2 separate regions of the Homo sapiens genome follow, and region 1 is linked to region 2. Evidence: read pairs that join two places in POLR2A ChIA-PET (ENCODE). Cell type or tissue: OCI-LY7. All regions are shown on one strand. Each heading gives the region's core, and the rest is flanking DNA. Links, peaks and the distances in the headings are about the cores only.

Region 1 (10,255 bases), core at 71-4,070, 120 kb after region 2:
GAGTGAAACTCCATCTCCAAAAAAAAAAAAAAAAAAGACCAAAAATGCAAAATAAATAGATCAAATGAAGTGGCAGAAAAAGCTAATCATAAAACTTTCAGCATATAAGTATAATAAGGGTTTCTGAAAAGGAAGAGATTGTTGTGGACTAGAATAGCCAAATGGTTTTGTGGCTTCATGGAAGAATAAAACCAAGAAGGGAAGGTGTCAGCAAAGGACAGTAGTGCCTTCCTAGTTTCATTATATATCGAACCTGCTTAACACATGACATCTGGGAAGAGCTGCAGGGAATGATTTTCACGTATGATGATCTCATCTAATCCTTAACACTGTGAGACAGATTCGAATATCCCCATTTTACCCATGAGGAAATAGGCTCAGAGAGATGTTGTTCATGTAGCTGTTAAACGGCAGAGATTTAGGCCAGACGTGGTGGCTCACACCTGTAATCCCAGCACTTTGGAAGGCCGAGGCGGGCGGATCACTTGAGGCCAGGAATTCGAGAGCAGCCTGGCCAACATGGTGAAACCCTGTCTCTACTAAAAATACAAAAATAAGCCAGGTGTGGTGGTGCATGCCTGTAATCGCAGCTACTCGGGAGGCTGAAGCAGGAGAATCCCTTGAACTCAGGAGGCAGAGGTTGCAGTGAGCCAAGATCACGCAACTGCACTCCAGCCTGGGCAACAAAGAGAGACTCTGTCTCAAAAAAAAAAAAAAAAAAAAAAAAAAAGGCAGAGAACTGGGTCTTTCTGACTCCAAACTTCGTGCTCTTAATCTTCATCCTTCTATGTTATACTGAACAGAAAACAAAATTTTCTTTGGACATTTGAGGGTGAGCTGTTCTTTCTGTTGTGCATTAATGTGTTAGTTGCTGGATTCCTCCTAAACATCAGCTCCTCAAGGCAGAGATTTTAGTCTGTTTTGTTCATGTTGTGTTCCAGTGCCTGGTGCTTAGTAGGAGGTCAATAAATGAACAAATCAAAGGAAATAAATGGGGTGATGAGATAGAGAGTACCTTATCGGGGAGAGAAATGCAATGGCTGGTCACCCCAAGGAGGTGAAGGTAGGGAGAGCAGGAAGCATGAGGAGGAGCCAGCAGCAGCCCTCCCAGGGAGGAATTCTGAACAAGGCTCGGGGGAGTGAAAGAACCTGCCAGCTGATAAATGGCACAGCCTGAGTTCAACTCCAATGCCCATGGTTTAGTCTGAGCTGAACTGGTAGACTAAGGGAAGTGGAGTGGTCTTACTTAAGGAAGGGTAGAAGCCAAGTGGGAGATACAGGTAAGGAAGCTGTGACAAGAAAGGGAAACCTACAGGACAGTGGGTCTGGAGCATTCTTGGCCCATAGGGGCTGGAGTGGCTAAGACAGGGTCGTCTTTGGAGTCTCACGGGGCAAGGAATTTGTCAGCAAGGACCCTGAAATTGCTGAGGAAGAAACTGGGAGAAGAGGAAGAAGATTCTGCAGATTCTGAAATCGTCTAGTGAGTCTGAGCTAGGCCTGGGAGGAAGTGGACAGCAGCGCCAACGAGTTGATGAGAATGACATATGTGGCACGGACACCAAAAGGTCAGACTAGGCTGGGCATGGTGGCTTACACCTGTAATCCCAGCACTTTAGGAGGCTGAGGCAGGGGGATCACTTGATGCCAGGAGTTTGAGACCAGCATAGGCAACATAGCAAGACCCCATCTCTACAAAAAATAAATTAGCCGGATGTGGTAGTGCACACCTGTAGTCCCAGCTGCTTTGGAGGCAGAGGCAGGAGGACTGCTTGAGCCCAGGAGTTTAAGGCTGCAGTGAGCTATAGTCACGCCACTGCATTCCAGCCTGGATAACAGAGCAAAGCCCTATCTAAAAAATAAAAATAAAAGGTCACATTAGAGAGCAGTAGTGTTTCAGACATCCAGGAATGCTTCATAGAAATGTAGAAACAATTGACTTACCCACACAGACAAGAAAGAAGGCAGGAGGGCAAAAGGTGAAGAGATACACAGATAAATTTACACTGGTGTAAACACATGCTGCAAACACGCGCACACACACGCACACGCACATGCACATGCACATGCCAACCAAATCCTAGCATTCATGTGGAATGTTCCTGGCTGAAGACATAACAGCTGCATCTCTGGCCTCCCTTCACCTGCCCCTCCCTTCCCCAGTAGCTTTTTCCCATGGCCTCTCCTCAGTCCTTTTCACTCCACCAAAGCAAACCTAGGACTGCCCCAGCCACTGAGGCCTTGCCCTGGCCACGAACTCTAGCCCTTATCCTGGTTCGAGTCTGAGTGTGGGCCATGCCTCACATGGGAATCAGACTGGGTTTCCCTTGCCCAGCCCTCCAGGCCCCAGGGTGCTGTCTCTGCACCTGCACTCCCCTGTCCACATCAAACTGGGTTTCCCTTGCCCGGGCCTCCAGGTCCCAAGGTGCTGTCTTTGCACCTGCACTCCACTGTCCACATCAGACTGGGTTTCCCTCGCCCGGGCCTCCAGGCCCCAGGGCACTGTCTCTGCACGTGCACTGCCCTGTTCGCATCAGACTGGGTTTCCCTTTCCCGGCACTCCAGGCCCCAGGGCACTGTCTTTACACCTGCACTGCCCTGTCTGCATCTCTTCTGTCTTTCTGTGCCTCTTGCCCTTAGAGCTCCTTGTCTGTCTTTCAGTGCATATACCAGAATGTCTGTATGTCTATGTGAAATCTTTTTGTGGGAATGCCTGAATTTTTACGTATGTGACTTTCTGGTGTCATCCCTAAGGCCAAGAGTGTTAAGAGTTGGGGTGAGAGATGGTAGAGTTTTTTATGTTTGGCTCTCCACATTATATAGGTTCTAGGATATGTCCCTGAAACTACAACGTAGCTCATACATGGGCATTTTTATAAGACTAAGTGTTTTTATGGGTGGACCTCCTGATTCTCTGCCATGAGCTAGGCCTGAGATTTTACAGACCTAGGACTAACTGCAGTCACCTGGACACCAGAGATCTGTAACTGTCAACCGTAAAGAGAGAGAGTATATTTGCTTCTTTGGGGTTGAAACCATACTGACGTAATATAAACAGAATTTGGTCAGCACCATCAGGCAAACATAGTCTGCTCGATAAGGAAACTGTGAGAGTCAAATGGAACTTTTGAAGAATCTAGACCAAGCTGAACTTCCCTGCCATATTCACCCCTGCCTCACGCCTCTCCCTGTTCACCCCTGGCTGGCTGGCTGCATCCTGGGGAATGCTTCTGCTCCATCGGGGTACCCTTCCTCCTCTGCATCTCCTCAAGAGAAGTGTAACCAAGACACATAGAAGAAGCACAGACTAACACACCTTCCCCCATAGTACATCATCTCCACCCTCCACAGCCTCATGTTATGCTCCTGTGTCCTTCACAGTCTCCCCTCCCATACCCTGCCATCCCGGTGTGGGGGCTGTAAATCCAGTTTGCATCCATAAAGAGCCCTGGTGCAAGGCTGGACAGCAATGGCCCTCAGAGAACAGAACAGGCTCAGGAGGGGCCAGGCAGTGCTCGAGCCTCGGGTGAGCAAGCGCAGGGCTTTTCAAAGCAGACCATCTGCAGGAGGGGGACCGCCCTCACTCAAGGCGCAGTCATGTTCCCTTGGGGAACTTTCAGAGCTGAGTGGGCTTTGCCCCCCTCATGTAACTGCTCCCTGGATTTAAGGAGTTTTGATTCCATTTTTTAATGACTTTCCTTCTCCTGAGAAGCATCTGTCTCCATGGCTGCCTCGGGTTGGCTACAGTAGTAGAAAGTATGACTCTACCCTGCTGTCATACCTGGGTGGGAAAAGTCAACAAACGAGTAACGGGAGAAGCAAGGAAGCCCCTGGGGTGGGTTGGTCAGGGAAGCCCCTTTGAGATAGTCTGGGGCATGAGAAGACCTGGCCGTGACCTCAGTGTGTTGTTTCTGCCCATGCTGCCACAGGTTAGCAGAGGAGCCGGACACAGAGGAAGCTCAGGTGAGTACAAAGAGTCCTCTGCCTCCCCACGGCCCCTCCCTCCTTCCTCAGCATCTTCCCTTCCCCTCCCTTCCTGCAGTCACAGGTCCCTAGCCAGGGCAGTCCTAACAGGTGAAGATGCAAGAGCCCAACTGTCCCTTCCCTTTGCCCACCCCAGCCATGTGCCCTCCTTGCCCTGTTTCTAGGCTGTGTCCTGTCTTGCACAGCACTGTCTGCAGGCCTGGTCCTTGGGCATGGCCTGGTGTCCTCTGTGTTGGGATGGCATTGGCAGACCCGACACTGCTGGCTGAAACAGGGTGTGCTGAGCAAGGCCACCTCCCTGGGGAGCACTGCCTCCCATGCTCCTTTCCCACAGCCACTGCCCACTTCCTTCCTGGGATCCAAACCACAGCCAGTGCGTCCCTGGATTCTGTCACCCAGCACTGCACCGAATCACAGTCCCTGACCCACAGACATGTGATTCATGCAGGATCACACTGACTACAGGGCTGACCAAGCCGCTTCCCATGGTGCCCGGCCAAGCTGCACCTTCTCACTTCCTGAAGAAGCAATGCAGAAAAGTACGGACTGCTCCAGTGGCAGATGCTCATTGCCTTTAGGAATTAGTCATTCCCATTTTCCAGCTCAACACCTTAATTCTTTCTAGTCCCAGCACCAAGATATCAGACTTCTCCATTTTAAAATCTTGTCTTCCCTCCCCTCCTCCCACCCCCCCACCTCTTATATTTAAAAATTAGGCATCTTCCTCGAATAAAGAAGTCAGGGCCCTAGCTGCACAATCCAGAAAAGGGGTTTTTTCAGACCCTCCCAAGTCGTGTCATCCTGGAATAGCCTCTGGCCCTCTCTGCCCAACCGCGCCAGGCCATTGAAGGCCTCTGCCCGCTCCCCCGGGGCCCCTGCAGCCTCGGCCTGCGCTGACTCTGGATTGTGCGAGCTGAGGAGAGGGCAGCACCTGGGCCACGCACATTCTCTCGCTGCCCTGGAAATCACAGCGCCCCAGGGGCTTGGAGAGAGGCTTCTCCCTAAACTCACTGTGCACATTCAGGCAAGGCCCTTTCCCAAGCAAGCCTAGGCCGTGGCAGCCGAGGAGGGAAATCAGGAACTGACTCGCCCTGCAGGAGCCTGCCAGAGCCCCTCTCTCCCCGGGGCAGAAGGAACTGGGGTGCAAGGGAACGTGGCAGAGCCATGTGCCCCCACCGCCTTGTTGCACATGGAGGAAACCAATGCCCCACACCAGAAGCTCCATGCCAGAAGCAGAATTGGAGCCGGGTCTTCTGCCTCCTAATCCTGCGCTCTCTGACCCACATCAGGGGTGATGAGAAACACCAACAGCCGAGAGTTAAACTAAGAGTATAAAACTTGGGTGCCGCGGATTCATGGATGCCCAGGCCTGCGCTCTGCTGGCCGGGGGCTGAGGCTTCCTCCCTTTCCTCTTAGTATTCATCGGCACACCTCAGTCCTCCCTGCCCTTCTCCTGGGCCACAATTCTCCCCAAGAAATCACCCCATTCAAACCTTGCATTGTGAACCCAATTCTTTCTTCCACGGAAACACTTCCTGACCCTTAGGAATGATGGCAGAGGACCCTAGGTACCACCCTTCAGCCCAACGCTTGAAAGGCGCCCAGCATCCTAGCAGCCCCTCCCTGCAGGGCCTCCTGTTCACAGTAGATGTTAGCAGCTTTTGTCCTGAACCCTCAACAGTGCCCGTGACTAACGGTGAGTGTGTCTTGCGCAGGCACAGAGGACGAGGAGCAAGCTGGCGCCGACATGGCGAAGGCAAGGTCTTCCCCCAGAGGCACATTCCTCTCCATCTTTCCACCGCACACCTGGACCAGGCTTGCAGGCTGCCAGACGTCACTCCACCCGCCAGGGAGAGGGGAGCCAGAGCCGGTGGGAAGCGGGGAGGGGCTGCGTGGCACAGCTAGTGGGCCTCCCCCTGCACAGCCCTGCATGTACTAGCACCTTCATCACTCCCCTCAGGGCATGGTCTCATCTCCGCATCAGGAATTCACCTGGAGGTTGAAAAGAGAAAAGAAAAAGCACCAAGCTCTTGTGTGTTTGTGACCTGATGAAACACTTCCTGGCGTCTGGCCAGCACGTGGGGTGCTCCTGAACGTGGGGGCACAAGTTTCCTTATCTTTGACCTTTAAAAACCAACAGGTTTCTTCCAGCGTGCAAAGAAAGCGTCAGGCCTTGCTCGGCTCTGTAGACATTCACACCCTGGCCACGGTGCTAAAAATAGTCTCACACTGGTTAGGCTTCCGCCCGCCCCGTGTGATGCCGCCGCCTGCAGCCCGGGAGGGAGGGGCGGAGACCCAGCCGCGCGCCGCAGCCGGGCTGAGCCTCCTCGGAGAGGGCGGGAGGGTCTCTGCGCCGCGGACTCCGTGGCCGCCAGGGGGCGCGCCGCCGGGGGCGCTGCTCGCAGCCTCTCGCCTTAGGGGTCGATTGGGCTCGGGCACACGTGATCAAGTCCCGTTCCCGGTGATTTTCATTTATTTTTTCCTCCTCCCTGGGCTCCAGGATGTTATTTTTAGCAGAAGAACTGCTATAAATATTTATAAAGGGCAGTGACTGTAATGAAGCGAGAAGCCCCACAGCTGGCTCCCCAGCATCCCTCACCCACCTCTGCAGACCCCTGCCCTTGGCTTTGAGGAGGTCTGTGCAGAGACGGTGGGATCAACTCCTGGCCGCACACGGATGGAGTCCCAGGCAAGCCTGCCAAGGCCCAGTCAGGGTAAAATAGAAGGGGTGGGTGTTCACACCTTCCGTCCTTTCCTCTCTGTCTCTTCTCCCCCATAGCTCATCTTCCCATTGGTTGGCACTGTGTCCCCACGAGCTTTCCACGGAGTTGCGCTCACCGTGGCCCCTCTCTGGCTCTTCAGGCAAGCAGAGCTCCCTGTTTCCAAGGGCGTGGGGCCCTCTTCTCTGCCCAAGCCCCTGCTGACTCTCTGTGTTTTCAGCTCTGAGGCCAGCACTCAGGTACCGGGTGCACTCTGGTGATACCCGTTCTTGCTGAGGTTGATTTCTCGTAGAGCTAGAAAACCCGCCATTACCTAAGCCCCGAGCTCCCTCATGACTGTTGGCGTCTGCTTTAGGACCCACATGCCTGTCAGACCTTTGGAACTGGGTCCCTTTCCTCAATCCTGGCGAGGAACACAGGTGGTCATCACGGAAGGAAGATGGGCACTTCCATCTTAATTGCTCTGTGACCACTGAGCAGGCTAATTTAACCTAGGTAGACGGTTTTTTGAGAAACTGCAGCATCACTGACTCCTGGGTGAGCCAGGCTGCCGTGCAGCACCACAGCCTGGGCTGGCGCTGTTTTGCAGTGCTGGAGGACCCCGGGAGGGCTACCAAATGCATCGTGGGTCTTGAGGAAGCAACAGCTCCACCGAGTTCTTGTCCATAAGTCCCAGCCACCCTGAGCTTCCTCTTCCCTTCGCAGCCCCTCTCATCTGCTGGTGAGGCTTCAACCACTGGCAGACGTGCTCCTCTTCGGGCTGCTTACTGTGCTCCTGCAGCCCATAAGCGCTTCGGAGGGGTGCAGTTGCTATGGCAATGCCTACAGCCATCTGAATTCCTGCTGCACCTTCTGGGAGAAAAGAGCTCATGAAGAGGCATTCGGTGGATTCCCAGTCTGGCCTCTGGCCTCTGCACTGTCAGGAGTCAGCTGATGGGTTACATGCCGGACACGTGGGAGGTAGGTAGCCTGCCTTCCTTGGGAAGACACACTCTGTACCCGCAAGCCTCATGCGCCCGGACGGGTTCTCCTTGTGTGGATCAGAAAACTAAATGAAGTGTCCTACTCAGGGCTCCTAGGTAATATACTGCACCAGTGGTTCTCAGACTTAAGCATGCCCGTGAATCCCCTGGAGTGCTTGTTAAAATACAGATAGCATGGCCATGCCTCCAGAGTCTCGGATTCAGCAGGTCTTGGGTAGAACCAGAGAATTTGCAGTCAACAAGCTCACAGGTGACGGTGGTGCCGTTGGTCCAAAGACCACACTCTGAGATTCACAGGACAACACTTGGATGAAGAAGAAAACAAAGCAGTGCAGGAAGCCATCGCCCATCAGTGAAGAAGGGCCAGAGTCAGCCGTCTATTTTAAAGGAAGAAAGGGCCCTGGGCATGGGTGCTGGAACTGGGATCCCTAGTCTAAGTTGGTTTTGGTCCCCAGCAATCAATGAAGACTCTCCCAGACATGAAGGTGGGCAGCACTGAGGCAAGGCCTGTAAGGTACAGAAGACCGACATCATGGAGGCCCAGCGACAGGGAGTTACTTCTCAGTCTATAGTCTCAGTGGTAGGGAGTGCTGAAGGCCTGCCTGGCTCAGGAGGGATGACAGGGGAGAGGGGGTGTTGCAGGCACCTAACCCCCACAGCCAGAGCCTGGACACCAAGATGCTTTCCCCAGGATGCAAATACCATCTTCCACACGAAACAACATCCAGGCCCAGATGGGCTGCTTCAGGCTACCGGAAGCTCCATCTCCTATGGGCATTGAATTCTTTTCAGAGGGAAAATGATTACTAGAGAACCTAGTAATTCGATGTTACTTACAGGTCTCCCCAGTTAAAGTAGCAGATCCCAGGGACTCTGGTGCCTTCTCTGCACTTAACCTTACTTGAGAAGCCAGGACTCTGTAGGTAGTGGGCTTGGAGTCTCTCCTGCCTCCTGCACAGGCGCGTCTGCAAACAGGTGGAGGACACTGGCTCCGTCTTCCCTCTGCTTCCTACTTCCAAGGGGGGACAGCTGGGGTAGGACCATGGCATAAAAGAAATGGGCATCAAATCCTTTCACCAGTTCCAAAAAGCAATATGAGTCTACTAGTTCTGTGACAGTTTGAATGGGTTGTGACTGCTTTCATGTTGAAAATTTAAAATCTCTAAGGGAGGTCATGAGAACTAGAACTTGCTGGGAATGGAGTTGGGAGGCAGGTGTTGAAGACAAAAACACCAGGTAGCCATCCTTGTATTTCTGAAGTAAATGGAGCCTGTCATTGCTAAAGGTGGAGATTCAGAAGGGACTTATAGGCTAGAGGTGGGACTGTTGTTTATTCAGGCAGATGCTTCACGGGCACCAACTGTGTGCTGGGCACGAAGCCCCTTCCTCAGGCCTTCAGGCCTCACTGGCTCCAGGGTCTTAGAGCTTAAGGTTGGAATCTGGTCTGGGTTCGAAACTGTATAGTGAAGGGTGGGCTTGGAGGAACGGGCTGCCCTATGAACACGTCAGACTCAGGACAGTGGGTGCAAAGTGAGGCCACCCTGGGGAGGAAAAGGCTGTGGTTCCCTACTCAGTGTCTGTTCTAGGTGCTGAGAAGGATGGGTCCTTGGGCTCAGGGGTGGGATGGGAGACTGGGAGGAGTGGGACCCGAGGAACCCAGGGGTGTGTCCTTGAGTTCAAGAGTCACGGCAAACATACAGAGGCCTTACAGCCCCCTGGGACCCAGCTCACTGCTGGCTCAAAACGAGTCCGTTACCACGCAGTCAGTGATGGCCTCAGTCAGCCCCAGCAAGTCCTCAACCAGGTGGCAGAAACACCTGTCCAAAGCTTGGCCTACAGCCATGGCCACACTGCCAGGCAGAGTTCATAGGCCTGACGCCAGGGGTAGTGGCACGGGCAGATAATCTCACCCCATTTTGGCAAGGTGCACAGAGAGTCCTCAGAGCACAAGCGTGGCTGCGGGCACACCCTGGCGGGGCCCCTGGCTTAAACGGTACAGGCCGAAGGTGCTGCCGTTCTCCCCAGGAGAGCAGCCTGTGCTGGAGCCCGGGAAACAAGGCCTCTGGCTCAGTGCCTGACTCAGGACTGGGGCAGCTGTCCGCCCCGCCCCCCACCTTCCGGCCTGAAGGGCACCTGTACCCATCAGGCTTTTTGTTCAGGCCTCAGCGCGTGAGCCACACTGTCTCCACCACCATGGCGTGGTCCCAAGACCTTAGTCACTTTGTCTCTTTCCCTCCCTGCCTGGAAAGGCCTCCTGTGCCAGGCACCCATGGCCCTCACTGAGGAGATTCAGCCTGGGCTCCACGTCTGAAGCGTCTGGAAGTCCTCCCCACAGCTCCTCCCAATCCCAGGCCTGTTTCCTTTCCTTCAGACGAGGCCCCGTGGCTCCTCCTTCCTCCTCCACAAAACCTATTGGCCATGGGTGCCGACAAGAAGCAGCAGGTCCTCTGCTTCCCAGCCAGAAACAGCAGGGAGCTGCCCTGGTGAGGACCCTGCCCTCCTTGGCCTTGCTCGTGTGCCCTCCTAGGGCTGCCCTGATGGGCTGGTCTTTTGGAAAAAGGAATATGCCCT
Region 2 (11,626 bases), core at 2,750-6,749:
AGTGTTGGGATTACAGGCGTGAGCCACTGCACCTGACTCTAATAGCTTCCTTTGTGTGGACTCTTTAGAGTTTTCTGTGTATGAGATCATGTCATCGGCAAATAGAGATAATTTGACTTCTTGACTTCTTCCTTCGTAGCTTCACAGTCTGGACTTTTTTTTTTTTTTTTTTTTTTTTTTTTTTTTTTTTTTGAGATAGGGTCTTGCTCTGTCACTCTGGCTGGAATGCAGAGGCACAATCATGGCTCACTGCAGCCTTGCCCTCCCGGGCTCAGGTGATCTTCCCACTTCAGCATCCCAAGTAGCTGGGACCATAGGCTCATGCCACCACACCCTGCTGATTTTTTTTTTTTTTTTTTTTTTTTAGACAGTTGCTCTGTCAACCAGGCTGGAGTGCAGTGGTGCAATCTCAGCTCACTGCAAACTCTGCGTCCTGGGTTCATGCCATTCTCCTGCCTCAGCCTCCCGAGTAGCTGAGACTACAGGCGCTGGCCACCATGTCCGGCTAATTTTTTGGGTTTTTCTTAGTAGAGACAGGGTTTCAACGTGTTAGCCAGGATGGTCTCCATCTCCTGACTTCATGATCCACCCACCTTGGCTGCCCAAAGTGCTGGGATTACAGGCATGAGCCACCGTGCCTGGCTGCTCTGCTGATTTTTATACTTTTTTAGAGATGGGGTTTCGCCATGTTGCCCAGGCTGGTCTTCACCTCCTGGGCTCAAGTGATCCTCGCGATCTTCCTGCCTCAGCCTACCAAAGTGTTAGGATTACAGGAGTGAGCCACTGTGCCAAGCCCCAGTCTGGACATCTTTTATTTCTTTTTCTTGTCTAATGGTTGTGGTGCACCCACTTAGTCTTAAATGATGGTTTCACTGGGTTTAGAGTCCAGCCAAAGTTGTTTTCTCTTCATTGCTTGAAGGTATCGCTCCTCTATTATAATCAGTTTTGCTGATGGCAATCTGATTCTCCTTCCTTTTTGTCGAATGTCTCATTTTGCTGGTAAACTTTTAGGATTTTTTTTGTTTTTTGTTTTGTTGTTGTTGTTGTTGTTATTTTGTTTTGAGACAGGTTCTCACTCAGTCGCTCAGGTTGGAGTGCAGTGGTGCAATCACGGCTCACTGCAGACTCCACCTCCCTGGGCTTAAGCAATCCTCCCACCTCAGCCCCACAAATAGCTGAGACCACAGGTGTACACCACCATGCCCAGCTAATTTTTTATTTTTGTAGAAACAGCATCTCACTATGTTATCCAGTCTTGTCTTGAACTCCTGACCTCAAGTGATCCTCCTACTTTGGTCTCTCAAAGTGCTGGGATTACATGCATGAGCCTCTGCATTTGGCCAGGATTTTTTTTAATACTTTAATAAATCTGAAGTTTTACTATAACCTGTCTGTATATAAGCTTTTTGAGTTTCTATTTAATTTAATTTAATACTCAGGATTCTTAGTTTCTGAAGACTCATGCCTTAAATCTGAAAAATTTTCAGCCATTGTCTGTTTAGATACTATCGCCTCTCCTTCATTCTCTTTAGTTTGTCTGAACCCTAAAATATAGACTTTAAAACTTTTGGATTGCTGGGCACAGTGGCTCATGCCTGTAATCCCAGCACTTTGGGAGGCCAAGGCTGATCTCTTGAGGTCAGAAGTTCAAGAGCAGCCTGGCCAACATGGTGAAACTCTGTCTGAAACCCAACAAAAATTAGCTGGGCATGGTGGCTCACACCTGTAATCCCAGCTACTCAGGAGGCTAAGGCAGGAGAATCGTTTAAGCCTGGGAGGTGGAGATTGCGGTGAGCTGAGATCTGACTACTGCATCCTAGCCTGGGCGACAGAGCGAGTCTCCATCTCAAACAAACAAAAAATTAGCTGGGCATGGTGGCATGTGTCTGTAGTCCCGGCTAGTTGGAAAGCTGAGAGGCAGGAGGATCCTTTGAGCTGAGGAGTTCGAGGTTGCAGTGGCAGCTATGATCCTGCCACTGCACTCAAGCCTAGGTGACAGAGTGAGACCCTGTTTCAAAAGAGAAAAGAAAAAAAAAAACTTCTAGATCTAGCTTTTACATTTAACTTATTTTTTATGTTCATCAATCTTTAGCTGTATTCAGTTTTGTTTTGTTTTTTGTCTCAATAACTATGGTTTTCATTTTTAAAGCCTCTAATTGGTTATTTTTCAGAACATTTGATGGATGCTGTTTTATCCTTTAGGGGCCTGAGGATCTTAGGTATTTGAAGACCTTTTTGGATGCTCTGTTTTCTCTGCTTTTCGGGGGGCCCCATGGGGGTCAGAACCTAGGTTCTTCCAGCCTCCTCAAAAGTGGCCAGCAGTCCTTGTGTGTGTGGCTCATGGCCGCTGAGAAGCAGCCCTTGCTCACCACTATGATTCTTCATTTTCTTCCTTAGAGGATACTTTTTCATTTTGTTTAGGCATTAAACAGAGTTTCCTTTTTTGTTTTGGTCCTAGCTATACATGCATTAATTATGCATTAATTTATGTTTATATCTTTAAGTCATTTTTTTTTTGGCACAGGAGGGTGAGCTCTCCGCATGTGCTCACTCTACTACCTTGTACTGGAAGTCCCTGGACTACTTCTGCAGCTGATTTATAGTTCACTGGCAAAGCACTGTCTCCCAAGGTCTCTGTGTGGTCTTTTCAGCAGAGACTTAGATACACATTTTAATGAAATGGTAGGTGGTTTTTCTTTCCCTTGGCAAATTCTCTAATGTCTTGGGGCATTTTACATTTCTTTTAGGTTCTTTTGGTCCAGAAATGAGATGCTAAGAATGATTGAACAGCGTAGTTGGCCTGATGTGTTTAGTACGCATGAGGAGCGCTGCTGCCTCTGTTGGGTGTGTGCCTGTTTAGGCCTCATTACTCCTCCCACTCACAGATTTTTGCTATCCCAAATGGCTTATCTACCAGCCTTCTTTGAATTCCTTGTCTGGATATCTTTTCCATTTAAAATTCATGTCAGTTGAGCACCCGACCAATTGACACTTTTGGGTTTCAGCCAATACATTGCTTAAGGTAGATTAGAATGGTAAGTAGATGGCCTGGCACAGTGGCTCACTCCTGTAGTACCAGCACTTTGGGAGGCTGAGGCAGGAGGATTGCTGAGGCCAGAAGTTCAAGACCAGCCCTGGCCACAGAGTGAGATCCCATGTCTACAGAAATATAAAAATAAAAAAAATTAACTGGATATGGTGGTGCACCTGTAATCCAAGTTACTTGGGAGGCTGAGGCAAGAGGATCCCTTCAGCTCAGGAGTTTGAGGTTGTAGTGAGCTATAATCATGCCAGCGTACTCCAGCCTGAGTGAAAGAGCAAGACCCTGTCTCAAAACAAAACCAAAAAAAAGAATGGTAAGTAGAATTATAAAAGCTCAGCTATAAGAGAGTCATTCATAATTGAACTAATATTTGTTGAGCAACCAGTGTGTTCCAATTGTGGTTTTCAGTACACATTGTGAATGCAATGAAGACAGAGATGAAACAAGTACTAGGGTCCCTGCTCTCGCAAAGTTTACAAGCTCATAAGTGAAACCAACCAACAAATAAAAACTAATTACATATAATAGCAAATTATGATAAGTATTATTTAAAAAGAAGAGGATACTATGAGAGAATATAGCAGGGACTTCTAATTTAAATTTTGTAGTCAGGAAAGGGGTTTTCAAACTTTTTAAAAAAGCAGTAGAACATTTTATTCCTATGAAATGTTATGTGGAATAGAAGTGGAGCTACCCTTATTGGAACAAGATTGGGGCCTAACATCCTTCGTCTGTTCCCCTTGCTGTTCATCATGGTCACTGAAGCACCATGTGGCATCCTCAGATCCCCAGAGCACAGCATGTGAAAATCAGTGCTCTAGAACCAGCCCCTGTCATTTCACAGACCAGTTAGCTGAGACACACAGGGCTTCATTGTCCAAAGTCATGCAGGTCACATAATCCACTTAGTATCAGAGTTGGAGCCAGAACCAATTTTCCCAAACTTTTTCCCACTCTCCACTGCCCCCCTTTCCTTCCTGATATGGTTGTTTTTGTTTTTGTTTGTTTGGTTTTTTTTTTTGCAATGACACGATCTCGACTGAGTGCGTCCTCCGCCTCCCCGGTTCAAGCGATTCTCCTGCCTCAGCCTCCCGAGTAGCTGGGATTACAGGCACCCTGCCACCATGCCTGGCTAATTTTCCTATTTTTAGTAGAGACAGTGTTTCACCATGTTGGCTAGGCTGGTCTCAAACTCCTGACCTCAGGTGATCCACCCGCCTTGGCCTCCTAAAGTACTGGGATTACAGGAGTGAGCCACCATGCCTGACCTTGATATGTTTTCATTATAAAATTATGGTATTTCAATCTCATAATCTCAAACATTCTATAGATCTTTTTTTTTTTTTTTTTTTTTTGAGACAGGGTTTCATTCTGTTGCACAGACTGGAGTGTGATGGCATGATCATGGCTCCCTGCAGCCTCAACCTCCCAGGCTCAAGCAATCCTCCCACCTCAGCCTCCTGAATAGCTGGAACCACAAGAATGCACCACCACACCTGGCTAATTTTTGTATTTCTTTTGTAGAGATGAGGTTTCACCATGTTGCCCAGGCTGGTCTCAAACTCTTGGGCTCAAGCAGTCCACCCGCCTCAGCCTCCCAGAGTGCTCCCAGTGAGCCACTGCACTCGGTCTGTAGTTTTTTCCTGTAATTAATTTTACCCATTATTGTTCACATTGCCCTTCACATTCTGCACTGTGTCCCTCATCTATATCCTTAGAGTTTGTAGCCTTGAAAGATGATATCCCACTGTTATTTTGTTTTTATTATATTTCTGATATGAATCAGCTCTTTCATCTTCTGCTCAGTAGTCTAACACATGCACCCATTTTATTTTAGGCTCTTAGTTTGGATATCTGAGTGTGTGTAGTAACAGTCACACTAGTTGGTTTGTCTGATTTGTTGGCTTGGCTTTTCTCACTTCTTCATTTATCTAAGTAAATAATAGAATTATTTCCCGGGCACTGAGGTATTTAGTAAGGGTTTCATTTTGACTACCTCTACTTTTAGTGTAAATACTTGTGTAGTTTTTGTCATTTTGTTTTGTTTTTGTTTTATTGTGCCAGAAAATTTCCAGACCTGTGTTTGAACAGTGTAGGAAGGGGGAGAAGTGGTGACAATGAGGAGGCCCTGGGAGACTGAGGCTGTGCTGTCTGGGCAGTGCCTGCACAGACAAAGAGTTTTGTTCTAATTTGGGAGACTAGTAGAGAATTGATGATTTGGGGTAGAATGGTGACATGATGAGAGCGGTGCTTAGGAAAGTGATTTTAGCTGTGAGAAATCAGATAAGTAACAATAGAAAGGTTCCCTGGACACCCATGAACCAGTAGAAAACCTAGAATATTTAAGTAACATTAGCCAAATGAGGGCTGAAATGTGATGGTGGCAGTGGGGATAGAAACCAGGAACACAGTTTTAGGAGCTATTGACTACATGAAATAAATAAGAGGCCACAGAATGACTCTGACTGGCAGAGACAATCTCATGATGGGACTACCCTGTCAGAGACATCCATCAGAGCCTGCTCAGCAGCTCACACTGGATAGCCCTTTTGTTTCAACTGCCCTCGTATAAGCTGCCTTTATGAATTAAGGAGCTGTCTGCATCAAAGCGGTAGACAGACACCATCGTCCTATTTTTTCACCCTGCTTGCATTCCCATTAACTCCTCTTCAGCAAAACAAAAAACTCAAGCCTTACTGGTTCTCCCTACCTCCTGATAGCTACCTACCTAGACTGCTTGGCAGACACAGTTCTGTAGGCTACTTTCTTATCAAGAGTTGGCAATTAGAAGAGGCCCTTGGAGAGGAGGTGGGAGTGCTCCTTAAAGTCCTCATCGGAATGGAATTGCTGACCGGGTTCATTAGGCTATGGATTTGCAGCAAGACTTGGATTCTATTGCAAGTAGGTGTGTTTCATTTTTAAGCTTCCAATGAGCAGTACCTACACTGTGTGCTACCTCTGTCTTCCTGTCCTGTCATTTGACTGCTTTGTGGACTTGCTGGTGGAAGGCAGATGTGTGTTTGCCTTCTAATGAGTTGTCCTCTTGAGCCTCCTCTTTCCCAAAATGCTCTGTGGGGAAGACTACCTTGTAGAGAAGACCCTTCGTCATGTGATTGTTCTGTTTCCTTAGAGACAACAGCAGCGTAATGCATTAGAAGCCAGATCTGTAGAGAAAGAAGAAGGCTTTGCTACAGAGTGTGAAGGTTTAATAGTTATTCTTCGCCTTTATATTTTTGCCACCTTAAGCACTGGGCTAATGATGATTGTGTTTATTTTTGGCAAGATGCTAGAGCCCCTAGAACTTCCCAGGGAGTTTCTATTAAATGGGCAGCCCACTATTATCTTTTTTTTTTTTTTTTTGAAACAGAGTCTCACTCTGTCACCCAGGCTGGAGTGCAGTGGTGCAATCTCAGCTCATTGCAACATCGGCCTCCCGGGTTCAAGCGATTCTCCAGCCTTAGCCTCCCAAGTAGCTGGGATTACAGGCACCCACCACCATGCCTGGCTAATTTTTGTATTTTTAGTAGAGATAGGGCTTTACATGTTGGCCACGCTCGTCTTGAACTTTTGACCTCAGGTGATCCGCCTGCCTCAGCCTCCCAAAGTGCTGAGATTACAGGTGTGAGCCACTGCGCCCAGCCCCACTATATCTCTTCTTGTTTGGTAAAAATATGTGAGAGTCAGCCTGTCATCTATAGCAGTGAATTCATTTCCATTTTTGAAAACAGATTTCAGTTGATGACCATGTGAACAGGTCGGGAAATGACTTTGCATCATGCATTTTGTTGACCCCTCTATGAGCAGTAACTTGTTAAAGCATTTAAGATGCCATCCTTTCTCATTTTTCTTAAATACAGGACTTAGCATCTACATAAAGTAGGAACAACTTCCTAAGTTTAATGAACAAGGAGAACAAGGAAGGAGGGATTCATCATGGAAAGGTTTTTAAAAATAAAAAAATACATTTCTGTTGATTTGATGATCCGGTTTATAAGACTCTCGACTGCTTTTTCAACATAATGATGATAAATTGAGCAATACTGTTAAATAGTTAATTTGTTATAGTTAATAACTATTGTCTCATTTTACAATTCTGTCCCTTTCTAGAGCTAGAGAGATATTTGGCTTCCTCTCCATGTCTCTAGACACTATCTAGTGGTGAAAGTGTAAGAATGGATTTGTGGTAAACTTTTCCTTCCTGAGAAATAGTTCATTAAACAAGTCTGATACCACAAATGGCTATGCTAAATTGCTACGAATATAAATTGAGGCATATATGTCTGCTGATAGGGGAGTTTTTTATATTAACCAATTGGTTAATTAATTGTAAATGATCAGTAAACTTAAATGCACTTCCCGGAAGTCAGAAACCTCATTGTAGGTATGTAACATGATATTTATGCTACACTTACAGTACCAGATGCTTATTTTTTTAACATCATGGTTTTCCAAAAGGTGTTTTTGCTTGTTTGTTTAACTTCCTTGCTTTGGCAGATAACCATAGAACCCCGTGAGGTAACAAGAAATGGTTGGTCCATTACATAGAGATAGACAAAGAGCATGCTACTCAAGGAGATCAAGAATGATCCACACTATCCACACGAGAATCATTGCAATGAAAGGGCTTTTAGAACCTGGGCTCCTTAATATTTCACCAGAGCTGCAGCTTACCAGCATTATAGATCAATGTAATCCCTTATGTCCTCTTCATCATAATGGAATAATAAGAAAACTGGTTTTCTTTCTAGACAATATATTGTTTTCACTTAAGGGTCCACGAATAGGTCTCTAACCACAAATTTTTGAAGAGTAGTAGTAACTAAAAAGAGAGAGAGAAGGCTGGGCACAATGGCTCATGCCTGTAATCCTAGCACTTTGGGAGGCCAAAGCAGATGGATCACTTGAGCCCAGGAGTTCGAGACCAGCCTGGGCAGCATGACACAACCCCCAACTCTATGAAAAATACAGAAATTAGCTGGTGTGGTGGCATGTGCCTGTAGTCACAGCTACTTGGGAGGCCGAAGCAAGAGAATCACTTGAGCCTGGGAGGTGGAGGTTGCAGTGGGCCAAGATTGCACCGCTGCACTCCAGCCTGGGTGACAGAACGAGACCCTGACTCAAAAAAAAAAAGAGAAATACCACCTTCATTCTGACGCATTGTGCAGCAGAGATGCTGAAGTGCCTGCACCCTGAGCACTGTCATTTGACACTTTTCTTTGGAAGAAAGTTAATCTTTAAGTAAGTGAACATTTTTTTGTTGTAGATTTGTTCTGCAGCCTCCCTTTTTTTTTTTTCTGGCAACAGTGCTCTCTCCTTAGAGATCTGTTCCCCTCCTAGCGCTAACTGTGATGTTCCGGGAGGAATACCAGTCATAGCATGGGGCCTGCTGAATGCCAGAGTAGGCAAGTGACTCAGGGCAGGCCAGAGGCTTTGCTGGGGATTTTCAAATTGGGATAAAGGAAGAGGTTTTATTCTCCAGTGGTAAAGCTGTGAGATTCTGGGCAGAAACTCTTTCTTCCTAAGCATAAAAAGCTGTGGGCCATGTGTAAAGCCTGACTCAAAATGAGATCTAAGCAAAGGTAACAGTAAACGTCCTAATGACATTCCAACATCCTGGAAGCCAGCTGCACCCCTGCCTTCGTGAGGTTGGTTATGAATTTAGTTAGTATTTAGTTATGGTGCCCAATAAGTTCCTCTCCCAACCACCCCCGCACTCCCCCCTCCTCCCCCCACCCCCCTTACCACTTAAACTACTTCAAGTTAGATTTGAGGCTAGTAGTCCTGAATTGGGGCAGTGTTTCTCAAACTTGAAAATTTATTGTTCCCTGAGAACTCTAATCTGAAAAATTCATTTGGATAATACAGAGATGCCTGAAATAAAAGAGTGTTTGTGGATTTGATCTATTCAGTGGCTTTAGAAGCAGATACAAGTAGTGTCCAATACTGATTCCATCATGTGACCTTGAACCCATTATCTTCCTTGACTTTTATTTCTTTATTTGCAAAATAGAAATACCACCATGAGTAGTAGTGAGAATTCACGTAATGTTTCTGAGGGGCCTGGCTCAGTGCTGATGCATTTCACACTCAGCAAATGCTTAGGCACTGTCTTCCCCCCACAACCTCCCCAATGCTGCAAAAGTAAAGAAATGTATGCAAAATACACAGCAAATCCTGTAACTGTTAACTTCATAGGATTTTTTCATATTATTTTGTTGTACTGGTTTTTGTTTATATCAAATGAAATAATTAAGTTGTCTTTGTTACAAATAGTCTTACATGTATTTGGTTATAAATTATCATCATATAGGATTTGATCTAAATATTGTAATATGTTAAGCTAAAGCTTAAGTATCTGTTGTTGCTATGACTGATGATTATGAGGACTGATTATAAACTTCTTGTGGGCAGGGACAGTCTTCAACTTGTTTTATTTTGTCCCGAAACCCCTAACAGTGCTAGGCATGAATAGGCCGTGGATTTTTGTTTGTTTGCATACTATGGCCAATGTTTATTTAAATGGAGCTTGTAACTAGAAAGGTTTTCTAGAGCTATTGAAATTTCAGGAGCTGTTTTTCTGATAAGAGAAGTGAGAAATTGTGTAACTTTGGCCAATCTATGAAGGACATTCCAGGATAAGTAGGTGGGAAAAGAGGTGAAAGCAGGGGCTTAGAAGAAGCAAAAGAACAACAACTTGATGGAGAGAGATGGGAGACTGAAGTGGTTTGATAGAGAAAAGAATGAGGTAGTCTATAGGGTGGGTTTTACATTTGTTTTAAAGTATGGTGAAATCTGCTGCATCATTTAAAAGAAGAAAAAGGTCTGATTCAAGTGAGTAGGGAAGATAATTTCAGAAGTAACATAGGTATCTAGGATTGAGGGCAAAATAGCTGGCTACAAAATATTAATAAGAGATTAAATGTATTTAAAATGGTTACCTCCTTTGTAAAGCATTATTATGGGGAATACAAAAAAAGAAGTCGAGCAAATGAAAGCATTAGGGCATAATAAATTCTTTCCCCCTTTCACACCAATAGTAATAAACAGACACCCAAAAAATCTGCTCAAGATTCCCAAATGCATGGCTAGCAGACAGCTGTCTATGTAAAAGAGAATTGCAGGACACTGATCTTAACCTCCACAGCTAAAAGAAATGTTCTGTGGGAAAGAGCTAATGCGCCAATAAATTTAAAAGTGAAGGGCAGGGGTAAGTACGTGGCTGTCTGCATGACTTCCTACAGAAGAGGCTCTGTCAAAGGGCCTGGGGAAAAGGGACAGCTCTGACAGGTGCCCCAAATCTCACTTGTCCTCCAGGCTTCAGCTGACTTTATTCATTTCCTCCTTTTTTTTTTGGAGACAAGGTCTCACTTTGTCACCCACTCTGGAGTGCAGTGATGTGATGTCGGCTCACTACAGCCTCAGTCTCCCAGGCTCAAGCAGTCCTCCCCTGAGCAGCCTCCTGAGTACCTGGGACTACAGGTGTGCACCACCAAAACCAGCTAATGTTTGATTTTTAGTAGTGATGGAGTCAGGCTGGTCTCAAATTCCTGGATGCAAGCGATTCTCCTGCCTCGGCCTCCCAAAGTGGTGGGATTACAGGTGTGAGCCACTGCACCCAGCCTACTCCTTCATCTTTAAAACTTTGCAATTTTAAGTAGAAATTTTGTCTACACGACATCAGTACTGTACTTTCACATCCTTGGTTAGAGACTCCTATCCAGACATTGTTTACCCCTGGATCTAAGTTAATTCAGAAAGCCAAAATGAGTCATAACACTCAGTGTTGATTTTAAGCCCATTGTTAAACTTTTTTTTTAGTCAACAGTCTGGTTTATATAATAGATAATTTGCTCATTAAATGTATGTATTTTGCTAGGCTGAGATTAGGAACCTAAAAGATCTTTGAAATGAAGATTAGATTTTAAAGTTAATCCTGTTAAGCTCTCAAGCCAGATGGTTTACGTTCAGAGAGCCATTTAGGACACAGAGTTCTAATAATATGATGGGGAAAGGGTAAATCACTCCAAAACTATACTTTGTAACTATTACTATCTTATCTTCCTATAGAAACAACAGGAACTATGATCTAACGTCATGCTGTTGGCTTTTTTTATATAGAGTAAATATCCTTAAGTGTTTTCCTGAAAGTGCAGCCGTGAAAGATAGTAGACAGTACACTCGAATGACTGAGCACACACACTCAGAGCCACACTGCCTCGGTTCAAATCCTCTTGCTCCCACGATTTGGCTCTGTGACCTCAAAAACATTACTTTTCTCCATGCCTCAGTTTTTTTTTTTTCCATCTGTAAAATAAAGATAATGGTATCTACTTCATTGGCTTGGTGTAAGGTTAAATGAGTGAATCCATGGAAAATGTTCAAACTTAGTCTGCCGTATAGGAAGCACTCAATAAATATTGCTATTATTAGTAAAGACACTCTCCACTCTGCTGATTCTATTCCTAAGTCATAGATGGTAGAAGAAAAAAAATAACAGACCAAGCAGTAGACATTAATAGAGTTAAGTAGAAAAGAATATACCACTGTTCCCAGTGAAGGGGAAAAAGAGTCTGCTATCGCTGC

The links. ChIA-PET counts read pairs that join two places held together with the same protein. Peaks named below come from ENCODE experiments on the same cell type or tissue, not always from the same donor. Only the 100,000 strongest peaks of a DNase experiment are listed, where the experiment ranks them.
Region 1: POLR2A ChIA-PET joins it to region 2 with 6 read pairs; 5 of 35 experiments call an interaction of 5 or more read pairs at or near these places.

The regions. Positions count from the first base shown.
Region 1 is chr2:25,372,995-25,383,249 of GRCh38, reverse strand. DTNB (dystrobrevin beta) reads left to right here. Exons shown (of 21, transcript NM_021907.5): 20 at 3,927-3,960; 21 at 5,697-6,007. The coding sequence ends at 3,931. Among named protein-coding and RNA genes, the nearest start is that of DNMT3A, 36 kb to the right of the region's middle. RefSeq lists enhancers at 5,979-6,028, 9,538-9,682, a silencer at 6,119-6,608 and a cis regulatory region at 9,610. In OCI-LY7, for the core only: no CTCF peak of the experiment used is centred there; DNase peaks (open chromatin) are centred at 1,729 and 2,459; H3K4me3 peaks cover 353 bases; H3K27ac peaks cover 2,417 bases.
Region 2 is chr2:25,491,620-25,503,245 of GRCh38, reverse strand. The region is part of intron 9 of DTNB (dystrobrevin beta); the gene reads left to right. Among named protein-coding and RNA genes, the nearest start is that of DTNB-AS1, 76 kb to the right of the region's middle. RefSeq lists a silencer at 1,608-1,710, a cis regulatory region at 4,054-4,064 and enhancers at 3,992-4,136, 5,378-5,487, 5,508-5,587. In OCI-LY7, for the core only: no CTCF peak of the experiment used is centred there; a DNase peak (open chromatin) is centred at 4,935; H3K4me3 peaks cover 837 bases; H3K27ac peaks cover 1,132 bases.